Regions from separate parts of the Homo sapiens genome. Here region 2 is linked to region 1. A link is an interaction called in ENCODE POLR2A ChIA-PET data of the cell type or tissue named here. Cell type or tissue: PC-9. All regions are shown on one strand.

What was found. ChIA-PET counts read pairs that join two places held together with the same protein. Peaks named below come from ENCODE experiments on the same cell type or tissue, not always from the same donor. Only the 100,000 strongest peaks of a DNase experiment are listed, where the experiment ranks them.
Region 2: POLR2A ChIA-PET joins it to region 1 with 8 read pairs; 2 of 35 experiments call an interaction of 5 or more read pairs at or near these places.

The regions. Positions count from the first base shown.
Region 1 is chr21:36,358,907-36,362,906 of GRCh38, reverse strand. MORC3 (MORC family CW-type zinc finger 3) reads right to left here. Exons shown (of 17, transcript NM_015358.3): 11 at 2,830-2,952; 12 at 2,649-2,723; 13 at 679-724. Among named protein-coding and RNA genes, the nearest start is that of CHAF1B, 24 kb to the left of the region's middle. In PC-9, no CTCF peak of the experiment used is centred here; no DNase peak of the experiment used is centred here.
Region 2 is chr21:36,646,129-36,650,128 of GRCh38, reverse strand. All of the region lies in intron 1 of LOC105369308 (a long non-coding RNA gene), which reads left to right. Among named protein-coding and RNA genes, the nearest start is that of SIM2, 51 kb to the left of the region's middle. In PC-9, no CTCF peak of the experiment used is centred here; a DNase peak (open chromatin) is centred at 2,228; H3K27ac peaks cover 1,565 bases.

The sequences.
Region 1 (4,000 bases):
TTTTTAAAGTTTGTTTGCCTTTCCTCAGAAGATACCCAACTAAACAATCAAACTAACAGTTTGAATGATGTTGGATTAGGAAGAGTTGGAAAGGTGGGCAAGCAGAAGTACAAGAGAAGAAAATGAACTAAATAAACCAAATCCCTTTGATATGTATTAAACTTTAACATTCACTACTGATTAAACTAAGCACTACACAATATAAGACACAGCTATAAAATGGAAAGCTTGGACAGGTGTGGTGGCTCATACCTGTAATCCTAGCACTTTGGGAGGCTGAGATGGGAGGATTACTTGAGGCCAGGAGTTCAAGACCAGCCTGGTCAACACAGTGAGACCCCATCCCTATTTTATTTATTTTTTGAGATGGAAGTCTCGCTCTGTGGCCCAGACCGCAGTGCAATGGTACCAATCTTTCTCACTGCAACAGCTACCTCCCAGGTTCAAGCAATTCTCCTGTTTCAGCCTCCCGAGTAGCTGGGATTACAGGTATGTGCCACCACATCCAGCTAATTTTTGTGTTTTTAGTAGAGACAGGGTTTCACCATGTTGGCCAGGCTGGTCTTGAACTCCTGACCTCAGGTGATCCACCTGCCTCGGCCTCCCAAAATGCTGGGATTACGGGTGTCAGCCCCCATCTCTATTTAAAAAAAAAAAAAAAAAAGAAGGCTTAATTACCCGAGGGATCATTTCCGGTTGTCTGATCCTGAATTTTTCCTTGTTGCTTTAAAATAAAGATGAAAAACATGTTGTTATTTCTCAATCCCATTTCCCAATGACATACCTGCCATTTATGCAGTTACTAAGGTACTCTGAACTCTGCTTCTATTTCAATATAATCAACAGTAAGCCCTTCAGGAAATACTTTCTACCTTTTATCTCAGTAGCACCCTAATTTTAGCCTGAATTTTTCCATCCTCACCGGTATAAACTGCAGATCTTTGGTGTTTTTTTCTCCACTAAGACCAGATAACTCAGTCCAGAATCACAGGCTTTTGAACTAGAACATCACATAGGTTTTTTCTTTTGAGAGGGAGTCTTGCCCAGGATGGAGTGCAGTGATGTAATCTCGGCTCACTGCAACCTCTGCCTCCCGGGTTCAAGCAATTCTCCTGCCTCAGCCTCCCGAGTAGCTGGGATTACAGGCGTCCACCACCATGCCCGGCTAATTTTTGTGTTTTTTGTAGAGACAGGGTTTCACCACATTGGCCAGGCTGGTCTCGAACTCCTGACCTCAGGTGATCCGCCCAACTCAGCCTCCCAAAGTGCTAGAATTATAGGTGTGAGCCACCACTCCTGGCCTGTCTGGGATTACAGATGTGAGCCACCACACCTGCCTTTTTTTTTTTTTTTTTTTTTTTTTTTTGAGACAGAGTCTCACTCTGTCGCCCAGGCTGGAATGCAGTGGTGTGCTCGGCTCACTACAATCTCTGCCTCCTGGGTGCAAGTGATTCTCCTGCCTCAGCCTCCTGAGTAGCTGGGATTACAGCATGCACCACCACACCCAGCTAATTTTTGTATTTTTAGTAGAGACGGGGTGTCACTATGTTGGCCAGGCTGGTATCAAACTCCTGACCTCAAGTGATCCACCCACCTCAGTCTCCCAAAGTGCTGGGGTTACAGGTGTGAGCCACCACACCAGCCCACATAGGTTTCTATACTTCCAATACTATTGCTGGATTTCACTAAAGAATAGTACACTACAAATCAAAGCCACCTGAAAGGCTCTTAGTAACCTGGCCTTCTGTGTGTGGTAGATTAGCCTGAAGTCTCCACTGGCTGACTATCCTTATTCAGCATCTGTCCCACTTCCACTATCTTTTTTTTTTTTTTTAAGATAGAGTCTCACTCTTGTTGCCCAAGCTGGAGTGCAGTGATGCGATCTTGGCTCACTGCAACCTCTGCCCTCCAGGTTCAAACGATTCTCCTGCCTCAGCCTCCCGAGTAGCTGGGATTACAGGCACCTGCCACCACACCCGGCTACTTTTTGTATTTTTAGTGGAGACGGGGTTTCACCACGTTTGCCAAGCTGGTCTCGAACTCCTGACCTCAGGTGATCCACCCGCCTCAACCTCCCAAAGTGCCACATCCATTTTCCATTATTCCCATTCACATACTCTAGCTACACTGAGTAAATGTTTATTCCCTGTACATTCTCATCGTACCCATCCTTCAAGGCCTATTACAAAAATGACCTCCTTCATGAAGTTTCCTGATCTATTTCTGCTCTCCTGCCCACCAGACAGAACTACTCTCCCTATGAGCTTCCTTACAGCACTGGACCAGAGCTTCTATGGCACTCACCAACACGTAACTGGTAAAATTCATGTATCACCTCTTCTGTTACACCTTCTCTATAAGCTTCAATGGGGGGGGTATTCACTAATGATTCCTCTGCATACAGCTCACAACAGCAGACTGCTCTTACACAAAACATCCGCACATATGGCAGCAATAAGCATGAAATAAACAGCAGGTATCCACAGCATAAGTTTTTGTTTTTAAAGCCCTTGATATTACGCACTCCACATTATAAACTTTTTCAGTTACAGGTGCTTTACCTTGGAGAAGCATCAAATAATGTTGCCAAGGCATCACTGTTCATGATCTGGGCATTATTACCCACTATACATCAATACAACACTCACGTCTTTTTGTAGGTTTTTTCATAAGTGGGATGTACCAAATCCTCATCTTCAGGTTCTTCTGGAACCTCACAATTTCTATTCAGAAAAATCACATAGGAATAACATGTCACCAGCGCCTATTCATACACTGTGAACAGTACTTTCCGTCTTTCCAAAAAGGGTACTACCAACTCTATGGTACCTGAACTGTGGGTCAGGGTTATTGGAGCAATACCATTTTTCAGGAAGTTGATCCATCCCATCAGGTAATTTCCGCCACTTTAGACAGGCATCACACTGAACCCATGTCTGATCAGGACGCTTCCTGTCCCAAAACAAGAACAAAATATTAACACAGAAATATGGACTCTAAATACTTCATCAGATGTTCCACATCATTTCTACCACAAGATGCCATTATTTAATTCCTTTCCTAAAAATTATGACGTAACTCTTTCAAAATTAGGCTGGGTGCGACGGCTCATGCCTATAATCCCAGGAGTTAGAGACCAGCCTGGACAACATGGTGAAACCCTGTCTCTACAAAAAAACACAAAGATTAACTGGGAGTGGTAATGCACACCTGTGGTCCCTGCTACTTGGGAGGCTGAGGTGGGAGGATTGCTTGAGCCCAGGAGGCAGAGGTTGCAAAATCATGCTACTGACCTCCAGCCTAGGCTACAGAGTAAGATCCTGTCAAAAAAAAAAAAAAAAAAAAAAAAAGGAGAGGAAAGGAAAGGAAAAGAAAAGAGAAAAGGCAAGGCAAGGCACGGTAGCTCATGCCTATAATTTGGGAGGCTAAAGCAGGTATTTTTTAGAAATACATTTTAAAAACAACTATTTTGAGCTGGGTGTGGTGGCATACACCTTAGTCTCAGATACTCAGGAGGCTGAGGTTGGAGAATCGCTTGAGCACAGGAGTATGAGGCCAGCCTGGGCAACATAGTGAGACCCCATCTCTCAAAAATTAAACACAACCATTTTGGTTACCTTCAAAAGATTAAAAGTCACAAGCCAATTTGAACAATGTGACTTATGTCTTAATAGCATTAAATTTTTTCTATAACTTAATATTTCAAATGCCTTGCCCTGAACTTTATGTTTAGTGTCTACAATGTTAAATCTACAATATATTGTATTTATTAGCATAATAAATCACTCAAGTCCAGAAAACAGAATTCTGTTGTTATAATTTAAGTAACTTTAAATAAGACACTTTTGCCCTCTTATTTCTGAATAACTAAAATTAGTATACTTTTAGTTTACAAAATGCTTTCATATTTTTCTCATTTAAAAATCAAGGCTGGGCGCGGTGGCTCATGCCTGTAATCCCAGCACTTTGGGAGGCTGACGCGGGTGGATCATGAGGTCAG
Region 2 (4,000 bases), 290 kb before region 1:
GGCCCTTCATCTGACACAGGAGTATGAGCCATGAGCCTCTTTGGGGGTATGTTCAGGGAGGGATCTGTGTACCAGCTGTGAGATGAGGTAGGCCCCCCGGGCAGGCCCGGTGCTTTAGCGCCTCACCAAATTCCATCAGTCCCCCAAGGCTCACTGGGAGATGATGCCCGCCTCCAAGGTTAGCCTGTGGCATTTGATGCTCACCCTGGAAATGGCAGAAACACTTAATCCACCGTGGAATCAACTGATAAAAATAACTCTCAGCCAATAGCTTGTTTCTGCAAATTGCAATTAAGTGGCTGCTGGTACTTCCAAATAAATACGGTAACAATTTCCATCTCTGAGCAGCTTTATTTAATGTCCCGTGACATCTGACATACCATATCATTCTTCAAGCACCGAAACAAGAAACTCCATGTCATTCAACCCCTATTGCAGATGTGGAAGGCAATGGGTGGAGGGTGGCTTCCCAAGGACACTGTTGTTATCGTTGCATTCGGCTAAAGGGAAATCAGCCATGCATCAGGAACACGGGCCGGCGGGGAAGTCCTGGCCATTGCGTGTTCTTCCCTCAACGCCTCTATTCCTGAGTTGATGGTGTTTCTCCGGAGAGGAGAGATCCAAATGTTCTGGAATTGGGCCCTCTACACCCCTAAAGCCAAGGAGTTTTATTTTTAAAATATAAATACAATTTGCCAGGGGTATCCAGGTGAAATCAAAGATTAAAATCATGGCCTCTTGGGGCTTGCAGTGAGCCGAGATCGCGCCACTGCACTCCAGCCTGGGCGACAGAGCGAGACTCTGTCTCAAAAAAAAAAAAAAAAAATCATGGCCTCTTTTGGGGATGTAAGCAATAAGTGTGCATGCATGTGTGCGTGTGTGTGGGGGTGGGTTTATTGAAGTGAAATTCACTTAACATAAAACCAACCATTTTAAAGTGCACAATTCAGTGGCATTTCTACACCCGCTCCCTCTATCTAGTTCCAAAAGCCTTTCATCACCCCAAAAGGAAACCCTCTATCCACTAAGCAGTTGCACCCCATTCCTCTCTCCTCCTAGCCCCTGGAAACCACCAATCTGCTTTCTGTCTCTCTGGATTTGCCTATTCTGGGCATTTCATATAAATACAATCATGTCATGTGTGGTCCTTTGTGTCTAACCTCCTTCACCCAGCACATCTTCAAGGTTTATCCATACTGTAGGGTGACCAGAACTATTCCTCTTTGTGGCTGAGTAATATTCTGTCACATGCATATACAGCATGTGGGTTTTTAGTTGTGTTTTTTTTTTTTTTTTTTTTTTTTGAGACAGAGTCTCACTCTGTCACCCAGGGCTGAAGTGCAATGGCGTAATCTCTGCTCCCTGCAACTTCCGTCTCCTGGGTTCCAGCAATTCTCCTGCTTCAGGCTCCCTAATAGCTGAAATTATAGTCGTGCACCACCACGTCCAGCTAATTTTTTTTGTATTTTTAGTAGAGACGGGGTTTCAACATGTTGGCCAGGCTGGTCTTGAACTCCTTACCTCAAATGATCTGCCCACCTCAGCCTCCCAAAGTTCTGGGATTACAGGCATGAGCCACCATGCCTGGCCTCCTTTTTATGACTGAGTAATATTCTATAGTATGTATATAGAGTGTGTGAGGTTTTTTTTTTATTTTTATTTTTTCGAGACAGTGTCTGACTCTGTTGCCCAGGCTGGAATGCAGTGGTGCAATCTCAGCTCACTGCAACCTTCTCCTCCCAGGTTCAAGCGATTCTCATGCCTCAGCCTCCCGAGTATCTGGGATCACAGGCACCTGTCACCATTTCTGGCTAATTTTTGTATTTTTAGTAAGTAGAGACAGGGTTTCACCATGTTGGCCAGGCTGGTCTCAAACTCCTGACCTCAAGTGATCCACCCACCTCGGCCTCCCAAAGTGCTAGGATTATAGGTGTGAGCCACCACACCTGGCAGAGTGTGTGGGCTTTTTGTTTTTGTTTTTTTTTTCAAAGTTACTTGGACTCTGTCACCTTGGTCTACCTTGCCCAGGAAGTCCTATGGCCCTGCCACTATGTATTTTATGTACACAGCAAAAGGTGGGAATGGATTCAACAGCTGTGTCCTCAACAGCCGCGTCCTCTCTTCTACCTGCACCTGGAACTGCAACGGGGCAGATAAATATTTCCCAGAGACGCCTGCAGTAGCACACAGAGTGTGTTGGGAACAATTGTAAAGTCGTGCGGCTAGTGAAGCTTAGGACGAAGGCATTTTGAGCTTGTGAGTCATCCATGGCTGTAGTGGAGCTTTGGCCCACAGGGTTAAGCAAACAGTAAGGACAGGGATAAAACTGGGGCAAGGCTTCTAGAAGGTTAGGGAAAAGGGAATTCAGTGAGTGTTCTTGGGGTGTACTCCTAAAACACACTGTTTAGGGAACTCTTGCTGGTGTGGACTTCCTTAAACAGAAAGTCTCTGATGGGGAAGGAGGGTCCCTCACTTTGGACAGCTTTTGAGACCATTGCTAATTTGATCTCATTTTGACAATGAAGGATTTTACTCAACTTTTCATTGTCTTCCTTGAAATTTCCTTCATACCCCTCCTTCTCCCCCAGCTACCTTCAGTCCCATTGTCCCGGCTGACGGGCGGGCGGAAGTATTTCCTGTGCTCTGTGAATGCTATCACATGACACCCGAGTGTGGAATCGCATCCCCTGCTGATACAGTCTGAAAGCTGAGCTTCCCCATCCTCTCAGGTTTAAAGAAATGGTCACTAAAATTCGTTTAGTGTTTTTCTTCTTTTCCAACCAAGAAACATAAATGTGTGTTTGAGATCAACACAGACGATTCTTGAGTGAAATGGGACTTTACACATGGGGGTATTTGTTCATAGGTTTGAAACATTGAAAACCAATACTGTTCCGACTCTCAAGAGAAAAACGAGTTGTTTTTTTTCTCCCTAATGGAGTGTCGGTGATGGCTCTCCATTAGGGAGGAACTAAAGGTGGAGGTCCGCTTTTTAGTGTGGGCATGTCAGGTGCGAACCCTCCCATGCACTCTCCTCTCCTGTTCTCACTCACACACACAATTTAAAATGTTTATGGAATCTCTGCTCTGGGACCAGGACTCTGAGACCCAAAATAAATAGGATTCGTGCCTGCCTCCCACAAGGAGGGCAGTGGCCCTGTTTGGTTTTGCTTGGCACCTAGCACAAGCCCTGACACTTAGTAGGTGCTTTGTAAATGCTGACAGAAAGAATGAATGCTTCCCCTCACCTGGCTGTGTCAATATTTGCCTGGTTCTGCCAGGCCTGATATTTGCCACGTAGGCATTTCATGTCTGCACACACGTGGGGATGGCGAGTTGTGGACGTTCTCAACCTGACTAGCAGCAGTGCCTGCCAGGCAGGAAGTGCTACCATCTTGGAAGAAGTAAAAGAACCTGCTGATGGGATTCAGTCCGGCTAGGCTCTGCAGCCCACTTGGGGGTGTAAGGTGCCCATGCTGGCCTCAAAGCAGAGGTGTCCCTGCCACATGGCCCATTCTTTGCAATGTGAAAGCCAAAATGGAAAATGAAAATAAATAAATAAATAAGTAAACCAACAACAAGTAGTCCCAAGAGAAACAAAAAGGTATTCCTAATGGAAATCTCATGGGTGACTCCACAGGAGCTGGAAAAGGCTGATTCCTGGAGCCCACGGGTAGAAAAAGCCACATCCACTTACTTCCCAATTCTGCTCCAGGTCAGTGCCGAGGGCCAGGCAGCCTCCAGAGCTTTCTGGATCCCTGAGGACAGAGACTGGGTGGCCAGCTGGGAGCATCTCCAAACAATTCCTTGCTTCCCAGGATATGGTGTCCGGGGAGGAGAATGCTCTTTGTAGCACCAAAGTGTGTTTCAGGCGGGGCAGAGTTCACAGACAGCTGCAAGATTGTGGCCAAATGGGAATTTTTCGAAGTGAATTGGCTGTTTATTCAGTTGTGTGTTTGTGGGGCACTCAGACATAAATATCATGTGAGCCTGAGTTCGG